2 separate regions of the Homo sapiens genome follow, and region 1 is linked to region 2. Evidence: chromatin loops called from intact Hi-C (ENCODE). Cell type or tissue: IMR-90. All regions are shown on one strand. Links, peaks and the distances in the headings refer to the core of each region. The heading gives the core; the rest is flanking DNA. Region 1 overlaps ITCH (itchy E3 ubiquitin protein ligase). Region 2 overlaps ITCH (itchy E3 ubiquitin protein ligase).

The links. A loop is a pair of places that touch in the nucleus more often than their neighbours do. Peaks named below come from ENCODE experiments on the same cell type or tissue, not always from the same donor. Only the 100,000 strongest peaks of a DNase experiment are listed, where the experiment ranks them.
Region 1: it touches region 2 in a loop (1.8-fold over the local background); 3 of 110 quality-filtered maps call a loop at or near these places.

Annotation. Positions count from the first base shown.
Region 1 is chr20:34,454,173-34,462,509 of GRCh38, reverse strand. ITCH (itchy E3 ubiquitin protein ligase) reads right to left here. Exons shown (of 25, transcript NM_031483.7): 13 at 5,036-5,120; 14 at 289-417. Among named protein-coding and RNA genes, the nearest start is that of MIR644A, 8.0 kb to the left of the region's middle. In IMR-90, for the core only: no CTCF peak of the experiment used is centred there; a DNase peak (open chromatin) is centred at 3,689; H3K27ac peaks cover 1,518 bases.
Region 2 is chr20:34,397,454-34,405,790 of GRCh38, reverse strand. The region is part of intron 3 of ITCH (itchy E3 ubiquitin protein ligase); the gene reads right to left. It also overlaps the pseudogene CDC42P1. Among named protein-coding and RNA genes, the nearest start is that of ITCH, 38 kb to the right of the region's middle. In IMR-90, for the core only: no CTCF peak of the experiment used is centred there; a DNase peak (open chromatin) is centred at 4,800.

The DNA of each region.
Region 1 (8,337 bases), core at 205-8,204, 57 kb before region 2:
AGAAGCTGAAAATCAGAAATCAGAGACTAATTGGTAAGCAGTACAATACCTATAAATTCTAAATAGTTTCATTTAGTGCTGTGTGAACAAATGGTAACAAATATGAAAATCTCTAGGATAAAATATCCAAGAGGGAGATGGAAATGCAAAATACTTAATGAACAGAAACCTATTGTCAAGCTAACTCAAGAAATACTAAGACTTCCACTCCTTGCTAATACAAATCTTTATATCAAAATCTGAAGGACTAGTATTTTACTCTTAATCTACAATGTTTAGAAAACTTACAGGGCAGATTTTCCTGTGCGGGGATCTATATAGGTGGTAGTTCTTCTATTGTGGTCCACAAAATATGGAATTCCATCCACTGTGAATCTCATTTCCCAACCTTCAGGTAAGGGCTTTTCATTTAATTGACTACGAAACACAGGAAAAAACATAAACAAAAATATTAAAGAGTTGCTTGTTTGCCAAGTACAGAAGCTACAAATGTCAATAAACATAGCAGAAATCTTTTAGAAAACCATTCAGTTCAGTAATTCAGTTGTATACTAGACATCTCTATGTGGACATCCTACAAACAGGTTAAACTCAAAGTCCATCAAACACAACTCAAGTCTTCTGCCGTCTACTTGGCTTATGTTCCCCATTAGCTAATGACTCATCCTAAACATTTTGTTAACCAAGTTCTAACCATTCTGCCTTAGAAATCTTCACGTTCATCTCTATTTCCAATCCCCAACACCATCCTTTCTCTGGCTTTGTTTCTCTCCTGCTTTTTTTTTTTTTTTTTTTTTTTTATAGATGGAGTCTCACTGTCGCCCAGGCTGGAGTGCAGGGGCACGATATCTTGGCTCACTGCAACCTCCACCTCCCAGGTTCAAGCGATTCTCCTGCCTCAGCCTCAGCTGGGACTACAGGCGCCTGCCACCACGCCCACGCCCAGCTAATTTTTGTATTTTTAGTAGAGACAGGGTTTCACCATGTTGGCCAGGCTGGGTTTGAACTCCTGACCTTGTGATCCTCCCACCTCAGCCTTCCAAGGTGCTGGAATTACAGGCGTGAGCCACTGCGCCCAGCCATCTTCTGCATTTTTTGAACAGCCACCTAACTCGTTTTCCTTATCTGATCTCACTCTAGGCCTGCTCTTATACTGATACTGCTAACAGAGTATCATCCTAAAACAGAGATCTTATTTAAATTAGTTATCTCTGTAAAGTACTATCACTGTTCCACCATTACCAATGATTAAGATCTAAAGTTCTTCATATGGCATTCACTCAGCCTCTATACGCTGGCCTCAATGTTCCCTTTGCACCCAAACCTCTAACTCCCTTTCATGAATCCCATGATTTCACAGTGTAGGCCACTCAGCACTTCCTTAAATAAGATATGATCTGCCACACCTCCAAATGAAGCCTTTCCTTTTGTCCCATATTATCTATCTACTGTTTTTCTACTAAGGCAACTCAAAAAAAGATTCTTTTAAGAGAAAGAATCTCACTCTGCTGCCCAGGGTGGAGTGCAGTGGCATGATCATAGTTCACTGCAGCCTCAAACTCCTGGGTTCAAGCAATCCTCCCACCTCAGCCTCCCTAGTAGCTAGGACTACAGTTGTATACCACCACACCCGGTTAAATTATAAAATTTTATGTAGAGACTGGTCTCACTATGTTCCCCAGGCTGGTCTTGAACTCCTGACCGGAAGTGATCCTCCTATTTTGGCCTCTCAAAGCACTGGGATTACAGATGTTGAGACACTACACAAGGCCTAATATGTTATTTATGAAGTATTCCATGCCACCTCCTTAATACCTATCTTTATACCTTGAAAACTCTTGTGACCCTAGACAAGCTGCTTAATCTCTCTAAACTTTAGGTTCTTTGTCCATAAAACAGAGACAACAATGTCTATGAGACTAGATGAGGAACAAATGAGACAGGTAAAAAGTGACAGTGAGCCCAAGTTGTAATTGTTATTACTCCTACTACAACTATAGATTGATCGTTCTCTTTAGGTCTTCCAAAAGTATTTCCTACATACTGCCAGGACATCTTTTAATCAAGTATTTCAGTTTGTGTGTTTGGCAACAACTTCCCACCAGCCTGGGCAACATAGAGACACCGTCTCTACCCAAAAAAAAAAAAAAAAAAAAAGCTGGGTGTGGTGGCCCATGCCTATAGTCCAAGCTACTTGGGAGGCTGAGGCAGGAGGATTGCTTGAGCCCAGGAGGTCAAGGCTGCAGCAAGCCATGATCATGTCACTTCACTCCAGCCTGGGTGACAGACTGAGACCTTGTCTCAAACAACAACAACAACAACAACAACAAACCTGTATTCACTTAACTGAATACAAATGTCAGATAAAACAGACTACCAAAAATGTAAAAAAGAGGATTCTCAATTGTTATACTTGCAAGATAGGCTCAGTAACAAGTTGTTGTCTTGAAAATAAATTAGATAGAACTAGGTCATCTGTGTTGTTAAAGCAGAATTCTAACTTTAGCTATAAAACTTTAAACATCTAAGAGGAAACAAAAAAATGGCAGCAAATTATAGAAAGGTGACTTCTTCAATTCTATTCTTAGAAAATTCTAAAGAGGAAGAAAATGTTATCTATGAAATTCTTCATTCTTCCTTTATGGAAACTGAATAAATTTAAGTAAATGCAGTAACTCCATTTAAAAAGAAAATGGTCATTTGTTGGTAGGCAGAAAAAACTATTTTAAGTTGAAAGCATATCTTTTTTTATTTATTTTTAGTTTTAGTTTTTTGAGGCAGAGTCACACTCTGTCGCCCAAGCTGGAATGCAGTGGTATGATCTCAGCTCAGTGCAACCTAAACCATACCTTCAGAACAAAAGTTTTTAAAACTTTTGAGCCATGGAATATCTGTTCTCAAATTATAATTATACCAAAAGAGAGGTCTGGCCTTTGCCCTCAGCAACTTGGTAGTGATGTTTAGGCCCTTGGAATGCACTGCGTATTGGGAATATCTTTGTTTGCCTGGAGGCTTTGATCACTGGACAGTCAAGGCTGTGGGACATGGAGCATCAGTTCCGACCTCTGGAGGAACTAGAGACTAAAGGGCATTAGCTCAAATCTCCAGTAAGGACTGGAGACAAAAGGTCAGCCAAGAGGGCAGTACGTGATCAAGCCCCAATAAAAACCCTAGATACCAGAGACTTCCCTGGTTGGTGATACTCGACCTCAATGTGTACTGTCCCACAATAATGCTGGATGTTCAGAGCCTCCCAGACTCTGCCCTGTGCACCTATTCCTTCTGCTGATTTTATTTTGCATTCTTTCTCTAGAATAAATGTGACTATAAGAGGTTTCAATGAGTTCTCAGTACTTCTAGTAACTTATCATACCTAAGAGTGGTGGTGGGGGCCCCCAAATTTGTAGACAGTTGGTCTGGAGTCATCCTGTGGACCCCCAATATTGTCGCTGATGTCTGAAGTGAGGGCAGCAGTTTTGTGGAGGACTGTGCCCTCCGACTGTACAGTCTGCCAAATTCCTTGCAGAATGGAACCCTCTGGCAGTCTGATAAATGCATAGTATTACAGACTGTTATGGGTTGAACTGTGTCCTCCCTCCAAATGCACGTTTATATCCTGGCCCTCAATAACTCAGAATGTGACCTTATTTGGAAACAGAGTTACTGCAGATGTATCAAGATGAGGTCATACTGAAGTACTGTGGGCCACTAATCCTATAGGACTGACGTCCTTATAAACAGGAAATTTGGGTACAGATAGACATACAGACAGGAAGAGTGCCATGTGAAGACTGGATTCATGCTGCCACAAGCCAAGGAGCTACAAGAAGCCAGGAGAAAGACCTGGAACAGATCTCTTCCTAGTATCTTCTGAGTGAGCATGGCCCTGCTGACATCGTGATCTCAAGCTTCTAGCCTCCAGAACCCTGAGACATACATTTCTATGGTTTAAGCAACCTCCTCTGTGGTACTTTGTTAAGGCGCCCTAGCAAACTAATATGCATACTATTATAACATGTTACAAAGATAAACCATTATATATACATAATTGTCAAAACATTATTTCTGTAATCCCAGCTACTCAGGAGGCTAAGGCAGGAGGATCGCTTAAAGACAGGAGTTTGAGAACAGCCTGGGCAACAAAGGGAGACCTTTGTGATAATGTACATATATCTCTTTATTAATAAATTAGCAAGTCCTTGTAATTATGTGTGTAAACAAGTATTTAGAGATATCTGCAACAACAACAGAATATTTTTTAACACCCTTTGACTTCTACTGATGGCAAACTCCTAGGCATTCTTAATCCTACATGGTAGTAGCCTACATTCATAATGGAAGAAGATACTAAATTTCCAGTAAAGAGTAATGAAACTGAGTATGTATTTTCTTCCTCCTTGAAACCACATACCCTAGATTCTTAACCAGTGATCTCAGGTTAAGAAACCCTGATTTAGAATCACTAATCTGTTCTTAGTAATTAAAAATAATATATATGTTAATAAGTATATTCTCATGTGCCAGATAATTTTTTTTGCTTTTCTATTGTTTTCTTTTTTTTTGAAACAGCCCTCAACCTGTCCTCCAGGTTGGAGTGTACTGGCACAATCATAGTTCACTGCAGTCTCGACTTCCTGGGCTCAGGTGATCCTCCCACCTCAGTCTCCCGAGTAGCTGGGACTACAGGTATACATGCCAACACACCCAATTTTGGGGATTTTTTTTGTAGAGACAGGGTCTCACTGCATTACGCAGGTCTTCCTGGCCTCAAACAATCCTCCCTCCTTGGCCTCCCAAAGTGCTGGGATAATGGGCATGAGCCACCATGCCCAGTTAAAGTTTTTTCCTGCACTTTGAAGAAATCTTCAAACTTTCCATTAGATGAAAATAATAGTATAATTTTCTCTTTCCAAAGTATGTAGGTGATTAACGTTTTAGGTCTTTGGCAAAAGAATATGAACTTTGATCTTCTTCAGTTGTTAGAAATAAGGTATAATCTTTAAGAGATTAAATATACACAAGTAACTATTCTTACCCTTGACTTCTGGGGTCTTCCCATTGTGTAATTCGTGTGTTGTGGTTGACGAAATATACTCTGCCATTGCTGTCTGTTCTCTTCTCTTTGGGAAGGGCAGGGGCAGGGGAAAGCAAAGCATTAGCATTGGCATAGTCTTCTTGCTCAAGGTAAAATAAAATTATTTGAATTTGCCCATTTCTCATTTCATTGTTTATTTTATAGTTTTTAAATCACAGCTTTAAAAGGTTTAATTTATTGACTATTAAATGCACATCCTTACTGAAGTTATAGAAATATTACATCTTAGAAGCTAAGTAGACGTACTTTATAATGTCCTAACCATAGGACCTTTCTACTCAATCCAACCAACAGCAGCAAGAATAATGAACAGTTATTTAGTTTTTTACACAGGACCTTCATTTTATTCTTAATAGTCCCATAGGGTAGGTGAATTCATCTTTATCCTTAAGATAAGAAAACTCAGATAGGTTAAATAATCTACCTGAAACCTCAGAATTAAGTAGCAGAGATGAGATGGAAACTCAGGTCTCCATTTAGGGATTTTTTTTTTTTCCATACTACATCATTTCATTCATTAAAATATAGTAAGGTGCCAGGCGGGGTGGCTCAGGCCTGTAATCCCAGCACTTTGGGAGGCCAAGGCAAGTAGATTGCTTGAGCTCAGGAGTTTGAGACCAGCCTGGGCCATATGGTGAACCCTCATCTCTACAAAAAATACAAAAAAATTAGTGGGCCGTGCTGGCAGCCCACTAATATATATATTTGATATATATTAAATATACATTTGTATATATAAATACACACACACACACATATATATATATATATTTTTTTTTTTGGAGACAAGGTCTCACTTTGTCACCCTGGCTGGAGTGCAGTGGCGTGATCTCAGCTCACTACAGCCTTGACCTCCCAGGTTCAGGTGATCCTCCTGCCTTAGCCCCACAACTTGTACAACTTGATTTTTAGAAACTAAGCTTTTTAAAAAGTTTGAATCCATTCTGTGATCTTTAATACATCAGTTATTCATTTTGAGACATGTTGAACAAATAAAAAAATTAGGATACCAGAAGAGTCCCATCTTTTGAAGAATTAATTGGTAATGGGACAGAGAAGCAACTTCCGGGGCTAAGGCAGGAGGGTCACCTGAACCTGGGAGGTCAAGACTGCAGTGAGCTGAGATCATGCCACTGCACTCTAGCCTGGGTGACAAAGTGAGGCCCTGTCTCAAAAAAAAAAAAAAAAAAAAAAAAAAAATATATATATATATATATATATATATATATACACACACACACACACACACACACACAATATATAAAAATATATATAAAATAAGGAATATAATGTAATTTGAGAGTGTGTATATATACATACATATATATACAAAATAAGGAATATAATATAAGGTATATGCTAGGCATTATTCAACTAAAAAATACTTCCTTTCTTAATACACTTAACATATCTCGTTCCTTAATATACCCAGTTCCAAAATCCTAAATATCTACAGTAACTTTCTATACAAGGGATAGGAAGCAGAACTCAGTTCTCTAATTACTGCATCTAAAGCTGCTGCTTGTTCCCCAACTGCCTCTTGCTTTAGGATTCTCCCTGTTTTCGTGTTCCCAGTCTACAAAATTTTACCTGCTTTCCTGAAATCTCCCCATTAAGGTTTAGAAGATGTGGATATTGGCCGGGCGCAGTAGCTCATGCCTGTAATTCTAGCACGTTGGGAGGCAGAGGCGGGCGGACTGCCTGAGCTCAGGAGTTCAAGACCAACCTGGGCAACATGGTGAAACCCCGTCTCTACTAAAATACAAAAAAGAAAAAAAAAAAAAATTAGCCAGGCATGGCGGTGTGCACCTGTAGTCCCAGCAACTCGAGAGGCTGAGGCAGGAGAACTGCTTGAACCCGGGACGCAGAGGTTACAGTGTGCCGAGATGGATTACAGCCTGGCGACAGAGCAAGACTCCGTCTCAAAAAAAAAAAAAAAATGTGGATATCATTTTCTCTTTTAGTAAACAAATTAAGTAGACTTGAAATTTTAACAGTTCTGCTGTTTTTGAATTACTGACTTCTCTGTCCCATTACCAATGAATTCTTCAAAAGATGGGATTCCTGCTGTATCCTAATTTATTTGTTCAACATGTCTCAAAATGAATAACTGATGTATTAAAGATCATAGAATGAACTGATGTATTAAAGATCATAGAATGAACTGAAACTTTTTAAAAAGCTTAGTTTCTAAAAATCAGCATTTTAAACAAAAATTTAAGTTTAATCCATGTTGACATGGCTAATTTTTATTTCCTGTGGTTTGAAAAATTGGTTAACTATTGGTCCTGCGCTGTGGCTCACGCCTGTAATCCCAGGACTCTGGGAGTTATAAGGCAGGCGGATGGCCTGAGGTCACGAGTTTGAGACCAGCGTGGCCAACAGGTCGAAACCCCGTCTCTACTAAAAATACAAAAATTAGCTGGGCATGGTGGTGGGCATCTGTAATCCCAGCTACTAGGGAGACTGAGGCAGGAGAATCGCTTGAACCCGGGAGGCAGAGGTTGCAGTGAGCCAAGATCATGCCATTGCACTCCAGCCTGGGCGACAAGAGCAAAACTCCATCTCAAAAAAAAAAAAAAAAAAAAAAAAAAAAACAGGAAAAGAAAAAAGAAAAATTGGTAACTATTTTTCAAATTAACACTTGAGATCATCTGGATCAGTTTTAGGCCAAATTATAGTCTTGTCAAGTTCGTATTTGGTAATATTTAATTTTATTTCCAATATAATTCCATGATTTCAAGTAGTAGTGATAACAGAGGTTAAAATGGATGTAACTAGTGAGTATCACAAACCTGCTTCTGACATTTAAAGCTACTTTCTATGTCAGCTTAGCTTAAAATGAAAATAGAATTCCAATGTGCATAATATACAGAAAAGTGGGACTCTGCCTCTCATGACACAGGTTTTGCTGGTCAAGGCATCTTCAGTGCATAAGCTTATCACCAACTCAAAGGCTGTCTCTAAAGAAAAACATAGGCCGGGCGCGGTGGCTCACACCTGTAATCCCAGCACTTTGGGAGGCCGAGGCGGGCGGATCACGAGGTCAGGAGATCGAGACCATCCTGGCTAACACAATGAAACCCCGTCTCTACTAAAAATACAAAAAATTAGCCGGGCGTGGTAGCGGGCGCCTGTAGTCCCAGCTACTCGGGAGGCTGAGGCAGGAGAATGGCGTGAACCCGGGAGGCGGAGGTTGCAGTGAGCCGAGATCGCGCCACTGCACTCCAGCCTGGGCGACA
Region 2 (8,337 bases), core at 262-8,261:
TAAAAAAAAAGTACTATTAAATCAAAGCTCTAGTGCTTAATATAGAGCCAAATTTAATCACAGGATTACACAGAAAAACATAAAATTTCTACTTTTAATACATTTCTGGTCTAAGAAAAGGTGAAATAGCCCAAACAATTATACATACACTCATTATATTTCAGGGCCTCTTGTGGCACTCTGAAACTGATTAAACCTAGAACAAAGAGCAACGCAAGGCTGACAGGAAGGAAATGATCTGCCCCTGTTGGGGCTTTCTAGGATTCAAACTTTTTTTTTTTTTTGAGATAGGAGTTTCGCTCTTGTTGCCCAGGCTAGAGTGCAATGGCACAATCTTAGCTCATTGCAACCTCCGCCTGCCGGGTTCAAGCGATTCTCCTGCCTCAGCCTCCCAAGCAGCTGGGGTTATAGGCACGCGCCGCCACACCCAGCTAATGTTTGTATTTTTAGTAGAAACGGGGTTTCACCATGTTGGTCAGGCTGGTGTCAAACTCCTGACCTCAGGTGATCCACTTGCCTCGGCCCCTCAAAGTGTTGGAATTACAGGCGTGAGCCACTGTGCCCAGCTGGATTCAAATTTGTGAAAGCAATTTTGCTACATAATCCTACCAAACCCCACTGAAACCTTTTTTTTTTTTTTTTTTTTTTTGAGACAGGGTCTGGTTCTGTCACCCAGGCTGGAGAATAGTGGCACAATCTCAGGTCACTGCAACCACCTCTACCTCCTGGGCTCAAGCCATCCTCCCATCTCAGCCTCCCAAGTGGCTGGGACTACAGGTGCGTGCCACCACATCCAGGAAATTTTTGTATTTTTTTTCTGGTAGAGACAAGCTTTTGACATGTTGCCCAAGTTGGTCTTGTACTCCTGGGCTCAAGAGATCCACTTACCTAGGCCTACCAAAGTGGTGGAATTACAGGCATGAGCCACCAGGCCTGGCCTAACAAACTTTACATGGGGGTGGAGGAGCACCAATTTTAGTATTTACCATGTGCCTGCACGTAAATGTCATTTCAATATCAATACCTATTCTGCGAAACAGGTATTACTGTCCTAATTTTTACACATAAAAAGAGAAGCGGCCGAACGTGGTGGCTCACACCTGTAATCCCAGCACTTTGGAAGTCTCAGTCAAAAGGATCAACGGGGGTCAGGAGCCAGCTTGACAAACATGGTGAAACCCTGTCTCTACTAAAAATACAAAAATTAGCCAGACATGGTGGCAGGCGCCTGTAATCCCAGCTACTCAGGAGGCTGAGGCAGGAGAATCACTGCAACCCGGGAGGCAGAGGTTGTAGTGAGCTGAGATCATGCCATTGCACTCCAGCCTGGGTGACAAGGGTGAAACTCCATCTCAAAAAAAAAAAAAAAAAAAAAGACAGAAGCTCTGTGAAATTTAAAAATTTGCCCAAGGGTCACACTGCAAAACCTGGACAGGAGAAATTATTTCAGTATTCAAATCTCAAAGTCTAGATTGAACAAAACCTTGTGTTATAGTCATAATATTACAAATATAAAATAAATCAATGTACTACTTTCTGAAAACTAAAGTCCCACAGTAAATTAAACAAAAAAATAAAAAACTATACATTATAAACCGGAAGAAAAAGGACCAGAAAAATGTCAGTCTCATCTGACACCTGGGCTACTATGAGAGGCCTCTAAACAACTGTTTTTACTCTCACTTCTCCAATCCAACCCCTCACAGCCACCAGAATTATTTTCCTAGAATAGATGTGATCATGTCATTAATGTCATTACTTAAATGATTCTTTATTGCCTGAAAAATGAAGTTTAAACTCTTATGGGGCATTTTACCTTGCTTAGTATGCAGCTATAACTTACCCTTCCAGCCTCCTACTAAAACAAATCTTACCAAAGTTCTATATTCTAGCCACCCTTAGTTATTTGCTGTTCCTCACATGGGCCATGTACTTTCATTCCTCTAAACATGCTGCTCCCTCTACTGAGAATGATCCTTTTTTCTTTTATACCCATTAAAATTATATTTCCTGAGAGATAAACATCCCCCTTCTCTTTGATTAAAGGCTTCTTTAATCCTAAGAAGTTAAATTATTTCCACCTCCATGCTTCCAGAGTATTTCCATATTTACGTATGGCTCCGTCAGCTTTTCATTTTGTCTTACTAGTTTTTACTCATTTAACTCACCCCGTGAGCCTCTTGATTGCACAGATATAGCCAATCTTTACAATTTCTGGAGCACTCTGGGATTTAATCTGAGAGGTATTTAATATACATGTTGAACCAAATTGTTATTAGTCATGGTAGAAAACAAAAGTTTCCCTGCTTTCTAGTCTCTGTCTCTCTGCTTTATTATAATCACTTGCTGGCTATCTCACTCTCCCATGCATGTGCTCTCTCTCTCTCACACATACCCACATACTAATGCAAATAGTTTTCATGGCTTAAACTAATGTTCCTCTGATCCTTCTGTTCTGAAGGTCAGTGCTTTGAACTGATTTCAGTTCTTCAGTGTATCTCTCTGATACAACATAAACATTTTACAATACACATACAAAAAAAGAATGGATCCGTAGCTTATCCAACCTACTTTGGATAAGCTACAGAGAACAAGGTACAACAAAAAACAGTGCCAAAACTAAATAAATAAGCAGAATAATGAACCAGGTAAGAGATCAATCCAGTTGAGCAACAGCTACCTCTTTGGAAGAACTCTGCCCTGCCTGTGGAGAACTAAACTCTAAATCACAAGTATAAAATTCTTAGTTTGCTGGACTGTTAAAGGAATAAAAAAAAAACATAAGTATAAGGGATCTTTTTGGTCCCTGAACAATCAGAGCTAAATATATTGCACTGTAATAAATTTGGGAAATGCAGTAATATTTAATTACGATTAATAATAACTAAAATCAAGATGACATCTCTTTCTTAATTTGGAGTAAAGACGAGAATATAAGAAATTTCTGGCAAATACCAAAGTTTCCTTATTTTGCCCAATGCTAGCATACAACAAACATCAAATAAAAAACACAGATGAGCCAACAACCCGGTGGAGAAGCTGAGGTCAACATGAGATTTGAAATATTTAAAGTGGATACAAAACTATTTCAGCAATGCAGACAATTAAGTGTGTTGTTGTGGGTGATGGTGCTGTTGGTAAAACAACACAACAAATTTCCATCAGAATATGTACCAACTGTTTTTGACAACTATGCAATAACAATTATGACTGGTAGAGAACCATATACTCTTGGACTTTTTGATACTGCAGAGCAAGAGGATTATGAGGGATTATGACTGCTGAGTTATCCACAAACAGATGTATTTCTAGTCTATTTTTCAGTGGTCTCTCCATCTCTCCATTTTCATTTGAAAATGTGAAAGAAAAGTGGGTGCCACTGTCCAAAGACTCCTTTGTTGCTTGTTGGGACCCAAATTGATCTCAAAGATGACCCCTCTACTATTGAGAAACTTGCCAAGAACAAACAGAAGCCTATCACTCCAGAGACTGCTGAATAAGCTGGCCCATGACCTGAAGACTGTCAAGTACGTGGAGTGTTCTGCACTCACAAAGAAAGGCCTAAAGAATGTATTTGACGAAGCAATATTGGCTGCCCTGGAACCTCCAGAACCGAAGAAGAGCTGCATATGTGTGCTGCTAGGAACATCTCTCCAGAGCCCTTTCTGCATAGCTGGTGTTGGCATCATACTAAAAGCAATGTTTAAGTCAAACTAAAGCTTAAAAATTAAAATTCGTTTTTGCCATAATGACAAACGCACTGCACCTACCCACATGTACTCATGTGAGACAAGGCCCATAGCTATGCGCCGCCCCCCCGTATCCCTAGCCCAGTACTAGTTAATTTTGAGTAATTGTATATTGTCAGAAAAGTGATTAGTACTAGTTTCAGTTTTGTTATTTCAAGATATATATATGTATTTTTAAAGCAAGGCATGCTTGTGGATGACTCTGTAACAGACTAATTGGAATTGTTGAAGCTGCTCCCTGATTCCACTCTGGGACATCTTAGTGGTTTTTTTTCCCCCTCCTCTTTTTTAGGGGGGAGGTTTGTTTTTCAGTCTTTTTTTTTTTTTTAATTCATTAACCAGTGGATGGCCCTTAAGGTGAGGAGGACCGATTGATTCCACAGTCTACTTCCTAGGTCTAGTTGAGAAAACATGTTCCCCATCTGGGGCTTTTAGGAAGGAGTATAGTAAATGCCTCATTTAATAACATACTCCTTTTAGAAAGTTAGTTGCCTTTTTACTCCACCCTTGAGTAGATCCAGTATTTGATGAAACTTGTGAAAGTAGGTGGAAGCTGTCTTACCCCTCCTCTTTTCTAGGAGACACTATATGTGACTGTGACTTTCAAGGACATTTGCTTGCCATTTGCTGATTTTTTTGGAAAGTTAATTTCTTAACTTCTTTCACTAATAAATGAAGAAAAGTACTGCACCTTTGAAACAGAACAAATGGGTTGAGCTTGTAATTTAAAAAAAAATTTCCCGGTCAAAAAAAAGAAAAAAAGAAGACACAGATGAGTTCAGTATAATAGCTGAGGTTATATATAGGCATAATTAAATGGGAAACAGGTAAATAAAGACAGGGAAGGACATAAGAAAACAGACTTACATCCAAGGTAAAGACCCTGGCTAAATGATAAGAAGAAACGAAGAGCTGATTCAAAACATCCAAGACCAGCCTGGGCAACACAATGAGAATGTGTCTTTATAAAAAATTTAAAAATTGGCTGGGAACAATGGCTCACGCCTGTAATTCGAGAACTTTGGGAGGCCGAGGTGGGTGAATCACTTGAGGTCAGGATTTTGAGACCAGCCTGGACAACATGGTAAAGCCTCATCTCTACTAAAAATACAAAAAGTGAGCCAGGCACAGTGGTGCATGCCTGCAATACCAGCTACTGGGGAGGCTGAGGCATGAGAATTGCTTGAACCTGGGAGGCGGAGGTTGCAGTGAGCCAAGATCAAGTCACTGCACTCCAGCCTGGGTGACAGAGCGAGACTCTGTTTCAATAAATAAATAAATAAGTAGGTAAGGGGGTGGGCATGGTAGGCAGAGATTGCAGTCAACTGAGATCGCGCCACTGCACTCCAGCCTGGGCGACAGAACGAAACTGTCTCAAAAAAAAAAAAAAAAAAAGAAAAATTTTTTTCTCTTTCTAACTTTCTAAAACACAAATCTAACCACCCTTTGATACAAACACTGATTACTTCCCATCTCCATCTCCCTTAGCAATAAATTTTTTTTAAGGCACACCTGAAAGACACAGCCATTCCCATTCTCAGGGCTCCCCTATTATAGGAGCTTTCATGGGTATTAGGGCAAGTTTTGTGTACTCTCTTCTTTCATGTGTCTTGCTCATGCTGTCTCCTCAAAGGGTCCTTTTCTACTTTTCTGCATTTAAACAGCAGCAATCCTAGGTCAGGGAAAGTGGCTCAGGCCTATAATTCCAACACTTATGGAAAGGCTGGGAGCATCACTTGAGGCCAGGAGTTCAAGACCATCCTGGGCAACATAGCAAGACCTTGTTTCTACAAAAAAAAATTTTTGGCCGGGCGCAGTGGCTCACGCCTATAATTCCAGCACTTTGGGAGGCTGAGGTGGGCAGATCACAAGGTCAGGAGATCAAGACCATCTTGGCCAACATGATAAAATTCCATCTCTACTAAAAATACAAAAATCAGCTGGGCTTGGTGGCGCATGTCTGTAATCCCAGCTACTCAGGAGGCTGACGCAGAAAAATTGCTTGAACCAGGGAGTCAGAGGTTGCAGTGAGCCAAGATCACGCCACCACACTCCAGCCTGGCAACAGAGCGAGACTCCGTCTTAAAAAAAAAACAAAAACACAATTTTTTTTAATTAGTCAAGTGTGGTGGGTGGTACACGCCTGTAGTCCCAGCCACTATAGAGGATGAGGAGAGAGGATTGCTTCAGCCCAGGAGGTTAAGGCTGCAGTGAACCGTGACTGTGCCACTGGAGTGTAGGGGTGCGATCTTGGCTTACTGCAACCTCTGTCTCCCAGGTTCAAGTGATTCTCCTGCCTCAGCCTCCCGAGTAGCTGGGATTACAGGCACGTATGACCACACCTGGCTAATTTTTGTATTTTTTAGTAGAAACAGGGTTTCACCATGTTGGCCAGGCTATCCTGAACTCCTGACCTCGGATGATCTGCCCGCCTCAGCCTCCCAAAGTGCTGGGATTACAGGCATGAGCCACCATGCCCGGCCAACCCTGTCCCTTAAAATAAATAAATAAATAGCAGCAATCCAAACACCACCTTCTTTCCCAGTGACTCTAGTCAAATACTGATCTCTTTTTCCTGACCAGTTATCCCTTCTTGCCATTACAATACATGGTGACATTTGTTTATTTTTATTTTATTTATTTATTTTTTTGAGACAGTTTCACTGTTGTTGCCCAGATTGGAGTGTAATGGCACGATCTCAGCTCACCGCCATCTCCGCCTCCCGGGTTCAAGCAATTCTCCTGCCTCAGCCCCCCGAGTAGCTGGAATTACAGGCATGTGCCACCATGCCCGGCTAATTTTGTATTTTTACTAGAGACAGAGTTTCTCCATGTTGCTCAGGCTGGTCTCGAACTCCCAACCTCAAGTGATCCGCCCACCTCGGCCTCCCAAAGTGCTGGGATTACAGGTGAGAGCCACCACGCCCAGCCTGACATTCATTTTTTACACTTGCATATTTATTCCTTACTTGATTCTAGAAAGGCATTGAGGCAGCTTACAATAAAACAAATACTATAACTGACCCATTAAGAGATTAAAACCCACGATGTCATTAAGGAGATTTGTGCAAAATACTTAGTTCTAAGCATTCTAGCATCAAAACTAAAGAAGTAACTCAATGAATTATGAAGGGCATTTGATTCTATTAAACTTGGCACTTCTGTCTTTTATCTTATGTTCTCTGTTTCATATCTAATAATGTTTGCTGAACTATTATCCATTATTCATGGTGTGTTTGTTTTTTGCCCTACACTTGAGCATTCTCAGAATATTTAGACCCAATTAGCAAGCAATGAATTAAAAAAAGAAAAAGAAAAAAATTTATAAAAAAGAGAATATTTAAGGCCAGGCGCGGTGGCTCACGCTGTAATCCCAGCACTTTGGGAGGCAGAGGCGGGTGGATCACCTGAGGTCAGGAGTTCAAGACCAGCCTGACCAACATGGTGAAAACCCGTTTTTACTAAAAATACAAAAATTAGCCAGGCATAGTGGCGGGTGCCTGTAATCCCAGCTATCTGGGAGGCTGAGGCAGGAGAATTGCTTGAATCTGGGAAGCGGAGGTTGCGGTGAGCCGAGATCACGCCATTGCACTCCAGCCTGGGCAACGAAAGGGAAACTGTCTCAAAAAAAAAAAGAAAAAGAATATTTTAGACCCAAGATTTTAAAAATCTGAGATGTGGCTGAGTGAGGTGGCTCACACCTCTAATACAAGCAATTTAGGAGGCTGAGGTGGGTGGATCACCTGAGCCCAGGAGTTTGAGACCAGCCTGGGCAACAGAGCAAAACGCCATCTCTATAAAAAATACAAAAATTAGCCGGGTGTGGTGGCGCACACTTGTAGTTCCAGCTACTCAGGAGGCTGAGGTGGGAGGCTCACCTGACCCCAGGAGATCAAGGTTGCAGTGAGCCATGATCACGCTGCTGCACACCAGCCTGGACGACAGGGTGAGACCCCATCTCAAAAAGAAAAAAATCTGAGATGGCTATGGATTACGACTTTTTGAGGTGCAATTAGTGTTTATCATCACAGTAAAAAAAAAAAAAAAATTCAATAACGATGATAGCAAGTAAGACACTTTATGCAAAGAAAAAAACTATTAATCATTGTCTCTGAGAATAATTTACTATTTTTTTAAATCAGTAAAAAATAAAATGTATATTACTTATGTAATCTGAAAAAGTACAGAATGTTTTAAAGGACTGTTCTAATAAAAGCTTTCAACTTTAAGCTGCCAAAAAGAAGTCATAAGAATTCTGGTCTGATATAAGTCAGCTACTCAAGCTAGATTGAGGATGAGGGGTGGGGAAAAAAAACTGGAATCTGGCCTTAACTAAGAAATAGTAATATCTTTCTTTAAGAAACAGATACTGCTAAGGAAAGATACCAGAGTTAGTGAAGGAAATCCGAAAAAATTCTATGATGTGGTTACCTTAAGACAGTATTATTTTTATATTCAATCACCTTTAGGTTTTGAGGAAAATAATAATGCTAAGATATGATCTGTGACCTAACCTATTCATAATCCAGAAGAAGCTATAAGCCAGGCATAGTTGAAACTAAAATACAGGGGATGATAATTGTTCTAT